Linked DNA regions of Homo sapiens: all the other regions are linked to region 1. A link is an interaction called in ENCODE POLR2A ChIA-PET data of the cell type or tissue named here. Cell type or tissue: GM12878. All regions are shown on one strand. Region 1 overlaps ASCC1 (activating signal cointegrator 1 complex subunit 1). Region 2 has its middle 39 kb from the start of DDIT4. Region 3 has its middle 19 kb from the start of DDIT4-AS1.

Region 1 (5,000 bases):
CTACTAGATAAGTGCAGTGTGTACCCAGAGGAGAAATTCTGTAGTGGTTGCAGAAGGCTTGATAAGGGAGCTGACAATTGAACAGTCTGGAAGGGACAGGAGTTTGTGCCAGGCTGGCAAATGGGGGCAGGGAGCATTCTGCGCAGAGGAAATGTCACTTGTGAGGTATTCAGGGGAGAGTGAGGAATTTGTTAAGGCTGGTACTTAGAAAGAGGTAGAGTAAGGAAGAGGTAGGAGTTAAGAGTGGAAATGACATGGCACCCAAGTTGTGAAAGCTCTTGTGTGGGTTAAGGATTTTGAATGTAATATCCTATAGAGAGTAAGAAAATAGTTAAGGCTGGGCATGGTAGCTCACACCTGTAATCTTAACACTTTGGGAGGCTGAGGTGGGAGGATCCCTTGAGTCCAGGAGTTTGAAACCAGCCTGGGCAACATAGTGAAACTCTGTGTCCACAAAAAATAAAAAAAATTAGCCAGGCATGGTGGTGTGTACCTGAGGTCCCAGCTACTTGGGAGGCTGATGTGGGAGGAGGATTGCTTGAGTCCAGAGATAGAGGTTACAGTAGCCATGATTGTGCCACTGCACTCTAGCCTGGGTGACAGAGCGAGACCCTGTCTCCAAAAGAAAGAAAGAAACAAACTAGTTAAGATTTTAAGCAAGGACTGTGATGAACTTAGCACCACAGAAAAAAAATTGAAGGCAGTGTGGAGGATGTCTTGAGAGGTAAGGAGTTGGGCACCAAGGCAGGTACCAGTTGGGAGGCTATCGATACTGTCTATTGAAAGAAGAATAGGGTTTGTGGCATATTCAGGAGGGGATATATTCCAAAGATATTTCAGAGTTCTGCTCTGAAGTGGGGATAATAATGGTATTAATGTTACAGTGTTGATATGAAGAGTAAATGAGTTAATAAGTTTAAGGTGTTTGGAGCAGAGCATGGCACATAGTGCCGAATGAATGTTATTGTTGTTATAATTGTAATTATTGCTGTACCAAGTAAGACTTGTAGTAATCCCATGGGTTACAAAATGGAGGGGAAGGAAGGAGTGGCATTAAGAAGCAGCAACAGATCTCTCTTGCGCTGTTAACCCATCAGAAACGTGAGAGGAACCAGGGTCTGTCTTTGGGAATAAATGTAAGTTGAGTAGATGCCTTGCTAACTAGTGCTTTCAAGTAACTATGGAGGAATAGTGAAGTTTTTAGAAGAGTAGGCTGAAGGATTCTTTGTGCTCATCTAAGGTAAGTGGGGTGGTGCATCCTTTAGTGAGGGGAGATGCTCTTCACTCCTCTTTAATGGGTAAAGATCTTTAGACAATGCATGAGAAGTTCTTTTCTCTGGTCAGTATAAAAGCCCATGCTTGAATGTTTGTCCACGTTTTAAGAACCTCTCCACTTTCTTGTAATTATGTATGAATAAATAGAATTTATAAGCCAGGAGAAACAAAACCCTTTTTTCTAAAGCTTATACAGCTTAACACAGTATTTCGTTAATAACACATAGTGACTTGCAAATCAAAGTCAGCTTTTCTGAACATTCTTAAAGAATAATGGAAATGACTCAGCAGAGCCTAATTTAGCTTCCAGTGCTGCTTTAAAAGGGAGAGCAAAGATGGCATTTGTCTAGTGCTGCACAGTCATGTAAAAAGGAAGAGGGGGAAGCTTGTATTTATTCCATACTACTGTGTGCCAGAGACTTCATATGTGTTTCATCTGCAGAGCAAACCTGAGACAGAAGTATTGTCTGTTTTATAGATGATGAAATTAAGCTTCATAGCAACTGAGTAACTCACCTAGGGTCATGCTGCTGATAGGTGGCAGAATTTGAACATAGGCCTGTCTGGTTGCACAGCCAAATGCTCTTTTCATCACTTTGCCTTATTTGAATAACTTCTTTAGATGAATGAACTTCATATCACCTGCCCAGAAACAGTTCTACAAGATTTGGCCATAAAAAAAGAAAGAAAATACAACGAGTATAGGGGAAGCATGCATATTTTCTCTTTTTCTTTGCATAGAATATCAGAAAGTGAATTGGTAGATCCCTCACACATAATCTATTTTGTTAGCAGATAATTATTTAGGTTTTGTGGGAACATGTAAAAAGTTTGTAGGTCCTTTGACTTACAGGTAAACCAGGCCACCTCCCTTATTTTACAGAGGAGGAAGCCGAGGCTAGAGAAGTGACATGACTTGCCTAATTACAGCTGGTTTGTGACAAAGTTAGAATTAGAACCCTAGGCTCTCTACTCCAGGTTAAAGGCACAAACGTTTGTTATACCTGGAGTTCCTAAAAGATGATATATGTGAATATGATTTGAGAATTATTTTTTGTCTCTGGCAATTGGCATGTACCACCAAGGCAGAGAGCTATAAATTATTTACATTCTGGGTGCTACACATTTGGATCAGATTCTTCACTAGCATGTAGTGGAGTGTGAGCTTACAGGTCTATGTCTGGAGAGAGGCCTCCCTTCTACTTGCTGACAGCTCTGGCAGTTGCACCTGTGTTGTATCCCATCTCATGGAAAGGATGGTTGAGCTTTAAGGAAGCAGAGAATGCTTCATGATGGACCAATCCATACTGCTGTCTACTGCCCTTTTCCCCAAGCTTGATATGTGTAGATTTTATTATGTCTTGTTAATTGTTCCTACTGATAGTATTATTAGCAGTTCTGCCCCACTCGAGCCCAGGGTGCTGGATTAAAAGTGATGCCAGTGAAGGGCCTGTGATGATGTGGTGACTGCTAGTGGTAAATCATGAGCTGCAGTTTGAATGAGAGGGCTAAGCTCCATGCACTCAGGACTGATGAGTCAGGACATGACCTTGAACTCGGTGAACTGTGACTTAGGCATGTACATAAGTTTTCTTTAGAGGAAGCTTTCGCATGCATGGATGAGGCCTTATTTAACAAGAAAGAAACTGAGGCTTAGTGATGTTGTGACTTAGTCATAAAGAAACATGTTTATTTTCATAAACAAAACTGCCCCAGGAAATTCCTGTTACTTCACTCTTTGCTTCTCCCTGCTGGGTGGAAGGTCAATACCATTAGAACTTTCAGGCGCCAGCCTGGGTGGCCAACCTAATGGAGTAAGATAGTTCCAGCTCCAAGTAATGGCAAGCTTGGAGCAGGGCCCAGTGTAATTAAACCCCTGCAGTAAAGAATTTGATGTTCGTTGGTCTTCATTCATCTCAGTGAATGGGCTTGGGGCAGGAATATGATGATATATTCCGAGCAAAGAAAAACAGTGGCTCTAGAGATTTATGCCGTTGCCTTGAAGGTTGTTTGGTTCCAAATTAAATTTAGATAATTCAGTAAGAGAAAAGTTTCTCTTGGTAGATGGCATTGTGAGGTAGGGCAGAATTTAGAGCGTTTCTCCATTCATTAAAAGACTGTCCAGTGGAGTTACTTGTAAATTATATAGTCTACAGTAGAGTTAAGGATTATTTGAACCCTTATGACTCATAATTCCAAAAAGGACTTTCGATCGTGTGACCCTTAGGTGTCCTGTCTGTACCTTGTCTTGCTCCATTGCCTTCTGTGTGTTTTGTTTCCCAGTACTTGGTGTTTTGGTGTTTTCTTGGCAAGTAAACTCAAGTTGACTAGAGTGCTAGGCTCCCAAAGGGTAAGGCAGGGAAAGCAAAGTTGTAGAACTTCCTTTTTCTAGCTGGGTATTAGAGCAAATTTATGCAAGAGAAAGTTGAAGAATAAAGAGAAAGAAAAAGGAAGAAAGAGCAATGGAATATCAAAGTGACTGAGATAGTAAGCTGGGAATTTTAAACCATTAGGCCATTTTCCCCTTATGTTTCCTAGTCATTTCCAGGTCTAGAAAGGTACTTGTGTGCACTTTCAGGCCTTTAGAATTGAGTCTGGCTCTACTAGTTAAGTCTTGATTTGGCATGCTAGTGACAGGGCATTTCTTTCCCTCATTTTTCTCTCTCTAGTCACTATATTTTATATATAAAAAAATATAAGAAATATATATATAATATAAAAATATTGTATATAACATATATAAAAATATAAAATATAATATATAATATAAAATATATAATATATAATATAAAAATATAATATATAATATATATAATATAAAAATATAATATATAATATATATAATATAAAAATATTATATATAATATAAAAATATAAAATATATATTATATATAATATAAAAATATAATATATAATATATAATATAAAAAATATAATATATAATATAAAAATATATAATATATGTAATATATATAATATAAAAATATTATATATAATATATATATTATATATTTTTAGAGGAACTAGTGTAATTTTACCTTTAAAACATCTCAACATTGGGCTGGGTGCAGTGGCTCATGCCTGTAATCCCAGCGCTTTGGGAGACTGAGGCCAGCGGATCACTTGAGGCCAGGAGTTCAAGACCAGCCTTGTCAACATAGCGCAACCCCATTTCTACAAAAGAAAAAGAAAAAAAGAAAAAAAAGCCCAACATCTATAAAAGCTTAAAAACAAACTGTTTCCTCTTTTATTTGTGCTTAGAGTTTTTCTTTTTTTTTTTTTTTTTTTTTGAGACTGAGTTTTGCTCTTTTGCCCAGACAGCAGTGCAGTGGTGCAATCTTGGCTCACTGCAACCTCTGCCTTCCGGGTTCAAGCGATTTTCCTGCTTCAGCCCTCGAAGTAGCTGGGATTACAGTTGTGCACCACTAGGCCTGGCTAATTTTTTGTATTTTTAGTAGAGACGGGGTTTCACCATGTTGCCCAGGCTGGTCTCGATCTCCTGACCTCGTGATCCGCCCGCCTCGGCCTCCCAAAGTGCTGGGATTACAGGCGTGAGCCACTGCACCCAGCCTTGTGCTTAGAGTTTTTCTAAAAAAACTTCAAAATTGTTAAATGTAACACACATCAGAAGACGATACAGAACAAATGGATGCTTTTATAACCACCGTGTAGGCTGGAGATACAATCTTATCAGCACCCTAGACTTCCTTGTCTTGCCTTTGTCT
Region 2 (5,000 bases), 140 kb before region 1:
GAGGTCCCAGGCCAGTCTTAACAGGTCTTCCTGCAGGTACTCCTGGAAGGCCATTGTCTTAGAATAAAAGGAATTCCAGGGGCACCTCACCACAAGCACACGTTTGAGCATTCAAAAGAGCTCGAGCTCGTGAGTGAAAGGAAATGAGGAAAAAGAAACAATGTGGCATGACCAGAAAGAGTTCTACATGTTAAGTTGCTTTTTCTTGCTTTCTTTTTTTTTTTTTTTGAGACGGAATTTCGCTCTTGTTGACAAGGCTGGAGTGCAGAGGCGTGATCTGTGCTCACTGCAACCTCCCCTTTCCTGGTTCAAGTGATTCTCCTGCCTCAGCCTCCCAAGTAGCTGGGATTACAGGCGACCACCACCACGCTCGGCTAATTTTTGTATTTTTAGTAGAGACAGGGTTTACCATGTTGGCCAGGCTGGTCTTGAACTCCTGACCTCAGGTGATCCACCCACTTCGGCCTCCTTAAGTGTTGGGATTATAGGCGTGAGCCACTGCGCCCGGCCAAATTGCATTTTCTTTTTTCGTTTTTTCTTAGAGACAGAGTCTCACTGTGTCACCAGGCTGGAATACACTGGTGTGATCAGAGCTCACTGCAGCCTTGATCTCTCACGCTTAAGCGATCCTCCTGCCTCAGCCTCCCTAGTAGCTGGGACTACAGGCATGTGCCACCATGCTCAGCTGATTGATTGATTGATTGATTGATTGAGACAGGGTCTCGGTCTATCGCCCAGGCTGGAGTGCAGTGGCACAGTCTCGCTTGCTGCAACCTTCGCTTCCTGGGCTCAAGTGATCCTCCCACTTCAGCCTCCCAAGTAGATGGGACTACAGGCACTCACCATCATGCTCAGTTAATTTTTAAATCTTTTGTAGAGACGGGGTCTCCCTATATTGCCCAGGGTGGTCTCAAACTCCTGGGCTCAAGTGATTCTCCTGCTTTGGCCTCCCAAAGTGCTGGGATTACAGATGTGAGCCACTGTGGCTGGCCCTAAATTACATTTTTTGAAGGTCCAAAATTCCCATAGCACAGGTAATACTGTCAAGGCCTTAAGCTTGGCTGGACGCGGTGGCTCACGCCTGTAATCCCAGCAATTTGGGAGGCCGAGGCAGGTGGATCATGAGTTCAGGAGATGGAGACCATCCTGGCGACATGGTTAAACCCCATCTCTACTAAAAATAAAAAATATTAGCTAGTTGTGGTGGTAGGTGCCTGTAGTCCCAGCCACTCCGAAGGCTGAGGCAGGAGAATCTCTTGAATCCAGGAAGGGGAGGTTGCAGTGGGCCGAGATTGCGCCACTGCACTCCAGCCTGGGGGACAGAGTGAGACTCCATCTCAGAAAAAAAATAAAAATAAATTAAATAAAAAATAAAAAATCTTAAGCTTTACAGATTTGGAATTCATTAGGTTCAGAATGTTTAAAAAATCAGCCTGGTCAAATTTGAGTATAAACTGGATATGAGATGATATTATGGAACCATTGTTAGTTTTCTCCCATGTGAGAATGGCAATGTGATTATGGAGAGCAGCCTATTCCTAGGAAATTCTCAAGTATGTGACTTCTCAAATGGCTCACCAGGAAAATTTTACACAGATCAAGCAAATGTGGCAAAAACTTAACCAGGCTGGGGCACGGTGGGTGGCTCACGCCTGTAATCCCAGCATTTTGGGAGGCTGAGGTGAGCAGATCACCTGAGGTTGGGAGTTCGAGACCAGCCTGACCAACATGGAGAAACCCCGTCTCTACTAAAAATACAAAATTAGCCGGGTGTGGTGGCACATGCCTGTAGTCCCAGCTACTTGGGAGGCTGAGGCAGGAGAACCGCTTGAACGGGGAGGCAGAGGTTGCGGTGAGCCAAGATCATGCCATTGCACTCCAGCCTGGGCAACAGGAGCCTGGGCAACAGGGCGAAACTCTGTCTCAAAAAAAAAAAAAAAAATCTTACATGGAGAGTAGCTATTTTTACAAAGTTTATTAAGTATTTGTCTGGAAATAATGCTGATCATTGAAAAATCCTTTAAGTTCATGGCCGGGAGAGGACTCGTCTTGGAAACTGGGAGATTTCTACCCTTTTAACTGCTTGGTATCAGATTTAAACACAAATTAAGAAACACATTTTGAAGACCTACTATGAGCAAAGTTACTCTGAGCAAAGCACTGAAACTTCACAGAATGTGTTTTCCCCGTGTCTGTAATCTGATAGCGAGTACAAGGTAGACACTTTTTTTTTTCATTGTGGTTGCTACAAGTTGGATAATGTTCCCTCAAAACTATTATGTTGAATACCTAATCTCCAATACCTCAGAATATGACCTGATTTGGAAATATTTAGATAGGGTCATTACAGATGTCATTAAGTTAAAACGAAGTCAGTAGGGTAGACCCTAACCCAGCGTAACCAGTGTCCTTAAAAAAAAGTGGGGGAATTGGGGGGCTGGGCGCGGTGGCTCATGCCTGTAATCTCAGCACTTTGGGAGGCCGAGGCAGGGGATCACGAGGTCAGGAGTTCAAGACCAGCCTGGCCAAGATGTTGAACCCTCATCTTTACTAAAAATACAAAAATCAGCTGGGTGCGGTGGCAGGTGCCTGTAATCCCAACTACTCAGGAGGCTAAGGCAGGAGAATTGCTTGAACCTGGAGGCAGAGGTTGCAGTGAGCCAAAATCGTGCCACTGCATTCCAGCCTGGGTGACAGAGTGAGACTCCATCTCAATAATAATAATAATAGAAGGAGGAACTTTGGACAGACAGAGAGACACACACACAGGGAGAGGGCCATGTGAAGATAAAGGCAGAGGCTGGGGTGATGCTTCCACCAGCCAAGTCATGCCAGTGATGGCCAGGAAACCTCCAGAGCCAGACCTAAGACATGGAACAGCTTCTCCCTCCCAGCCCTTGGAAGGAACCAATCCTGCTGACACCTTGATCTTGGACTTCTAGCCTCCAGAGCTGCAAGACAATATATTTCTGCTGGTTAAGCCCCCCAGTTTGCAGTAATTTGTTACAGCAGCCCTAGCAAATCAACACAATGGTATAATAACATATACATAACATGTACATTTTAACCATTCTTAAAGTGTAGCATTCACATTGTTGTACCATCATTTTTTTTTTCTTTTTCACTGGAGCAAAATCCAGGGCGGTGGGAAACTTGGAAGCCCTAGTTCCAGATCTGCTTCTGCTGAGCTGAGTGACCTGTTTCACGTGTGCAAGGAGGAGACAGGGCGACGGCTTCCTGCACCGAGGCAGTCACTGCCCATGTGTGGAGAACTTGTAATAGCAGTCATAGCTCTCAACTTACCGAGTGAGTACTGTGTTCCAGGACCATGCTAAGGGCTTTACGTGGCTTATCTCTTTGAGTAACCACAGTAACTTTATCAGGGAGGTATTACTAGTCCCATTTTACAGATGGGGAAATTGAGCCTCAAAGAAGTTAATTGATTTGCTCACTTTTGGCAGGGATTTGAATGCAGGTCTTTTTTTTTTTTTTTTTTTTTTTTTTGAGACAGTCTTGCTCTGTTGCCCAGGTTGGAGTGCAGTGGCGCGATCTCAGCTCACTGCAAGCTCCGCCTCCCGGGTTCACACCACTCTCCTGCCTCAGCCTCCCGAGTAGCTGGAACTACAGGCGCCCGCCACCACACCCAGCTAATTTGTTGTATTTTTAGTAGAGACAGGGTTTCACCATGTTAGCCAGGATGGTCTCGATCTCCTGACCTAGTAATCTGCCCACCTCGGCCTCCCAAGGTGCTGGGATTACAGGCGTGAGCCACCGCGCCCGGCCTTGAATGCAGGTCTTAATTAAGCTGCTCAACTGCCTTCTGGGTCTTTTGGCCACACGGGCCTAGGACAAAATAAAAAGCATAAAGTATTGATCAGATTGAAACGGTTTGTGTTTTCACCCAGTGAGCCAACTGCCTTAAAGCCCCACCATGCACGTCACACAACTAGGCCCCTCTGTCCCTTGCCCCAGAATTCCAGAGAGGGACTCTGAAGAGTCCAGGAATTCCAGATTCAAACCTGGCTTTCCAGGTTTTTCTGAAATTCAGAGGGGAGGTAGAAGATAGAATTTATTTTATATGACAGCTGATTAAGCTTGGCGTACACATTTTGAATATGTACACACCTGGTGTGTGGTTCTCCATTTGTACTCTTGCCTGGGATCCCAATGATTAGGGGCAACCCATTTACCATGGTGCTCCGGAGCCAGCAGCTCTCCAGTGGCTCCCAGCAGTGGGCAGAGCTTGAAAGTCTCTGCATGTAGGAAAAGGGGAAATCCACAGTTGCTCAGCACAGACCAGGCCAGGATCTGCCCACCACCCCTCTCACAGATTTCCACCAAGAGCAGGAAGTAAGGTGGTGCTGCTTAGGGCAATGTCACCCCAGGCACTGGCTCTCCAGCATGGCCTGACTTGGCGCTCCACCCATGCTGGCACTTGCTCCTCAGGGACAGCCAGGGCGCTCTTCCGCTCAGCCCAGATTTTTCTCAATCCTCAAATCACATTTGTGTTCTTTCCCTTCTGCATCCATCTCTCTGTTTCCCAGGATAAAAAAGACTGGAGCAGGTTTGCCGGCCAAGAAGGAGAGACTGAGTTGAAGAGGCAAGACAGAGAAGGGCTGCTGATGGCCAGGGGAAGACGGGGGAGGGCGAGCAAGGGGCAGAGCAGGAGGGGACCGGTTGTTATGCCCATTTCGCTGGTGAAACATGAGAAGCAGACAGGTGACATTCCGGGATCAGGGTCAGGCAGCCAGGATGCTGTGAACATGAGGTGAGGCTGACAGCCGGCCTCGGAGAGGAAAACCACGGGCCAGATTCCAGAAAGACTCCAACAATACTCACCCCACCCGCAAGGCTCCCGCTGATTCAGCACTTCCTGGGTGCCTGCTCTCTGTCCTAACCACAGACCCTATGGAAAAGCCCATATAGAATCTAGAAAGCCCTTAGAGAGGCTATGGATAATTATCTTCTATAGGTCATCATTATCCCCATTCTACAGTGAG
Region 3 (5,000 bases), 80 kb before region 1:
ACTTATTATTGTCACAGAAAGTTAAAACTGAAAGGGGGATTCCCCTTCTTGTACATTTGAGGAGAATAAAGGGGAAGTGTCCAGAATCTGGTTCCAGTGTGGGAACCAGATCCCACAGTCTGCTGGTATCTCTCCACTGCAGCTTGTTACCTCTTCAGAGGGGGCTTCCCCGGTTGCCTGCAATCCCTTCTTCTCTCCTGCTGTTTCCTTTCAAACCACTAATTCCCTTTGTAATCATTCATTCATCTATCTCTGTGGATGTCCAATGCCTGACTTTCCCAATACACTGCAAGCTCTAAGAGGCCAGGGTTTGTATCTATTTTGTCCTGGATCTCCTGGTGCCCTGCACAAAAAGCCCAGCCCACAGAGTTTCCAATAATAATATATGAAAAAAAAAAAAAAGAATGAGGCCAGGCGTGGTGGCTCACACCTGTAATCCCAGCACTTTGGGAGGCAGAGGTGGGTGAATCACCTGAGGTCAGGAGTTCAAGACCAGCCTGGCCAACATGGCAAAACCCTGTCTCTACTAAAAAAATACAAAAATTATCTGGGCGTGGTGGTGCACACCTGTAATCCCAGTTACTTGGGAGGCTGAGGCAGGAGAATCGCTTCAACCTGGGAGGCAGAGGTTGCGGTGAGCCAAGATCGTTCCACTGCACTCCAGCCTGGGTGAGAGAGTGAGACTGTGTCTCAAAAAAAAAAAAAAAAAAAAAAGAATGAGTATCCGTATGGCCTGCGAACCTCCATACATTTCCCCAGGGCAGTGCTGAGACTGGCTCAGAAAGTGCTGAGTTGACGTGTCTGGAGAGTTCCTTGCCAGGAGCTCCAAGGCAACACCTGGTCTTGAGCAGCTTAAGGTATATGGGGGCAATAGACACCTAGTGAATAACCCTACCACCAGGAAGAGGTTTATACTGGGGATGACAAATCAGATTGGGGATTGGAATCTAGCAGTGGTGTGGAGGGCAGATTGGAGGTTGGAGACCTAAGGCAGGGAAACAATTAGGTCATGATTGCAAAAACTGAAAACCACCTAAGTGTCTCTGGTAGGAAAACAGTTAAATAAATTACAGTACATCCCAATCATGGGAAATTATGTGGGTGTTAAAAAGAGGGAGGTAGATTTTGGAAAGATGTCCAAGATCTGCTGTGAGGTGACAGGAACAGGTTGCAGAACAATTTGTACAGTATAATCCCAGGCTGAGGGGAGACAAAAGAGGACACTCCTCTGCAGATACACACTTTTAAACATGCTGAGAAAACATCTAGAAGGATGCTGGAGAAGCTGTTGAAGAGGGATAAAAAAGTTTTTTCTTTTTCTTTTTTTTCTTTTTTTTAAGACAGAGAGAGTCTCACTCTGTTGCCCAGGTTGGAGTGCAGTGGCGTGATCTCGGCTCACTGCAACCTCTGCCTCCTGGGTTCAAGCGATTCACCTGCCTCAGTCTCCCAAGTAGCTGGAATTACAGGCTTGTGCCACCACACCCGGCTAATTTTTGTATTTTTAGTAGAGATGGGGTTTTGCCATGTTGGCTAGGCTAGTCTCGAACCCCTGACCTCAGGTGATCTGCCCACCTCAGCCTCCCCAAGTGCTAGGATTATGGGCGTGAGACACCGTGCCCAGCCTACTTTTTCTTTCTACACCTTTTACACTGGTAGATTTTTACCATGAGCTTATATTCTTTTCACAAGAATTTTTTTTTTGCTATGGCAGGATTGGGGGTGATGGGTAAGGAGGTGGGGTGGGGGCTGGACAACTGAGACCCAGTGAGCAGTGCCAGGGAGGGAGGCCTATTGACAGATGGACAGGACTGGAACCAGGGAGGAGGCTACAGGGCCATGGCACCTGGGGGGTGGACCGGGGGAAGCACAGTGCCGTGTAGGGGGCCTCACTCAAGGTGATTGATCTCCACAGTGCCAGTGACCCTAGGCAAGGGACAACAAGCCCATGGCCAGGAAACCCTGAATTTGGGGAACAAGGGCAAGGAAAGGAAGTAGGTCGAACTTTAGGACCCTACGGATTCCTTGGCCGTTAGCACCATCCTTCGGGTACAGACCGTTCTGGCTGCAGCAGGGAAACAAACAGATGAAGGAGGGGCCAAACCCCAGCCTCCGCGGGAGGAGGTCGGCTTGCTACCAGCCCTGGTGTTCCTGGGAGCGTGCCCTGGTTCTCTGCTGGCTCTTTTGGGCTGCCCGCTAGCAGGCCAGGCTAACTTCCAGGCCTGGGGTGAGAGGCCAGGGCATCTGGCCCCTTCTGGAGGCCAAGCCCCTTCCCAGGACCCAGAGCAGAGGAAGCTAAAACAATGCTGTTCATGGAGAGATTGCAGGGGAGAGAGAGCTGGGTGGGGGCGGAGAAGGTTCTTGGCTCTTAGAAGCCAGTGAAAGCCTGCAGAAGGTCAAAGGTAGAGGAGTGCTCTGTGATTCTGAGACGGCACCTCATTTATCTCATAAACACTTGCTCTGAGCCCAAGTCCAGTGGTAATGCCCCTATGCAAAGCTGGATAAGTCGCTCAGAGGGACTCTGCCTGGGTCTTGTCTCCAGGGCCTCTCTGCAAAAGCCCCTGTGTGCCAGGAGCAGCTGAGGCCTTTTCACAGGTGTCTATTTATTATACACTAGAACCTTCTAGAAGAGGTATTCTGGTTTTTTTTTTTTTTTTTGACAGTCTTGCTCTGTCACCCACGCTGAAGTGCAGTGGCATGATCATAGCTCACTGCAGCCTCAAGCTCCTGGACTGAAGTGATCCTTTGCCTCAGCCTCCTGAGTAGCTGCGACTACAGGCATGTGCCACCATGCCTAGCTAAATTTTAAAATTTTTCTTTTGTACAGATGGGGTCTCTCTATGTTGACCAGGCTGGTTTTGAACTCCTCCTGCCTTGGTCTCCCAAACAGTTGGGATTACAGGCATGAGCCTCAATGCCTGGGCTAAAGGCGGTGTTTTTTTTTTTTTTGTTTTGTTTTTTTACAAAGCAAGAAACTGAGGCTGGTGCCTTGCGCATGATCACATCGTTAGGAAGTGATAATACTGGGATTCGAGGCCGGGTGCGGTGGCTCATGCCTGTAATTGCAGCACTTTGGGAGGCCAAGGCGGGCAGATCAACTGAGGTCAGGAGTTCGAGACCAGCCTGGCCAACATGGTGAAACCCTGTTTCTGCTAAAAATACTAAACCCTGTCTCTACTAAAAAAATACAAAAATTAGCTGGACATGGTGGCACACGCCTGTAATCCCAGCTACTTGAGAGGCTGAGGCAGGGAAATCGCTTGAACCCGGGAGACAGAGGTTGCAGTGAGCCAAATTTGCACCACTGCACTCCAACCTGGGTGACAAGAGTGAAACGCTATCTCAAAAACAAAACAAAACAAACGAACAAAAAAAACTGGGATTCGAGCCTGGGTGTGCCTATGTCCCGCTTATAATTTGGTTGCTTGGAGCTCAGAACACATTCTCCCATAGAAATTATGCTGTAAGTGGTGGTTTGGCTGCCATAATGGCCTAGCTCACCCAGGGTATAGCCGGAATTAATTCTATGTTTCAGTACGGTTGTGGATGAACCAGGCTTCTGCGGACTAGCCTGGAAACCCACGAGAGAGGGAAAATGTGTTGAGGGTTTGCCCAGCTGGGAACTCTTGCCCTTCCTATAGCCACCTGGCTCAGGGCAAGTAGGCAGTATGGTGGATCAGGGAGCATTTGCCCATTTCAGAGCTCTGCCAGCAGACCATGGTGAGTTTTAGTTGTTTACAGGAGTGGGACAGAACATCTGGCAGGTTTGACTTTGGGGAGACAGAAAGTGCAAAATGAGATATGTGTTAATTTTCAGATTGAAACTCTTAGTCTTTTTCTTTCTTGTACTACCTCTCAACTCCATACAGAGTCATCTTAGATCTTTTTCCTCTAGGATAGGGCACTAAAGGCATGAGCCAGGGTTTACCTTCATGAAACATGGCATCTGCCTTGGAGTGGGTGAGTGACAATAACTGCACAGGGTTAGGAGTGCTGGAGATCAGAGCAGCTGTTGAGAAAAGTAAGGAAGGATCACAGCTCTTATAGTGACTTCAGGGGAAACACTCATTCGTTCAACAAACATTTGCTGTGGGTGTGCTGGGCACTGTGCTGGTTCCTTTCATGGTGCTTCTGTTGCTCAAAGAGTCCTGGGCAGGCATGACTGTGGCTCTCAGATCCAGAATCTTAGCATTGCAAGGAATCTTTTTACAAATGGGAACTGCAGCTGTTCATTAATTCAAAAAAGCTGGAGTATTGGACGTTGTGCTAAATGCCGAGGATCCATGAAGCATGAAAATTGAGATCTAGAGAGAGGTGGGAAGTGATTTGCCCAGGGTCTTAATCCAGGATTCCAGCATCTGGACCAGAAGCTACCTTCTCAACCACACCCATGGCATTCTTGCCTCAGTGTGCCCCAGCCATTTTTGAGGATTCCTTCTGTTTCCCAGGACCGGGGTTTGGGGCCTGGGGAAAGGCCATAAAAAAGCAGTAGATTCCTTTCTATCTGGTAACAACAATGCCTGGGGTCTCCCCTAGAGTGAGGGTTGGAAGATCGTCCTGTTGGCTGGAGTTCAGAAGGCTTAGGAAACTTCTGTCAGTTCTTTCTTTTTTTTTTTTTTTTTTTGAGATGGAGTCTCGGTCTGTCACCCAGGCTGGAGTGCAATGGTGTGATCTCAGCTCACTGCAACCTCCGCCTCCTGGGTTCAAGTGAGTCTCCTGCCTCAGCCTCCCGAATAGCTGGGATTACAGGTGCCCGCCACTACGCCCAGCTAATTTTTGTATTTTTAGTAGATACTGGGTTTCACTATGTTAGTCAGGCTGGTCTCGAACTCCTGACCTCAGGTGATCTGCCTGCCTCGGCCTCCCAAAGTGTTGGGATTATAGGCATGAGCCACCTCACCTGGCCCTGTGAGTTCTTTAAATGAGCCACGTGCTCTCTAAATTCTGGGTCTTCACAAACACTGTTAGTTCTGCCCAAACCGCTTTTCCCAGTCTCCTTCATC

What was found. Peaks named below come from ENCODE experiments on the same cell type or tissue, not always from the same donor. Only the 100,000 strongest peaks of a DNase experiment are listed, where the experiment ranks them.
Region 2: POLR2A ChIA-PET joins it to region 1 with 8 read pairs; 7 of 35 experiments call an interaction of 5 or more read pairs at or near these places.
Region 3: POLR2A ChIA-PET joins it to region 1 with 5 read pairs; 8 of 35 experiments call an interaction of 5 or more read pairs at or near these places.

What each region holds. Positions count from the first base shown.
Region 1 is chr10:72,171,980-72,176,979 of GRCh38, reverse strand. The region is part of intron 5 of ASCC1 (activating signal cointegrator 1 complex subunit 1); the gene reads left to right. Among named protein-coding and RNA genes, the nearest start is that of ANAPC16, 42 kb to the left of the region's middle. In GM12878, no CTCF peak of the experiment used is centred here; DNase peaks (open chromatin) are centred at 1,719, 2,819 and 3,549; H3K27ac peaks cover 3,193 bases.
Region 2 is chr10:72,310,199-72,315,198 of GRCh38, reverse strand. No RefSeq gene overlaps it. Among named protein-coding and RNA genes, the nearest start is that of DDIT4, 39 kb to the right of the region's middle. RefSeq lists an enhancer at 4,033-5,000. In GM12878, no CTCF peak of the experiment used is centred here; no DNase peak of the experiment used is centred here.
Region 3 is chr10:72,252,330-72,257,329 of GRCh38, reverse strand. No RefSeq gene overlaps it. Among named protein-coding and RNA genes, the nearest start is that of DDIT4-AS1, 19 kb to the left of the region's middle. RefSeq lists enhancers at 1,905-2,199, 2,086-2,325. In GM12878, a CTCF peak has its summit at 2,043; a DNase peak (open chromatin) is centred at 69; H3K4me3 peaks cover 402 bases; H3K27ac peaks cover 3,104 bases.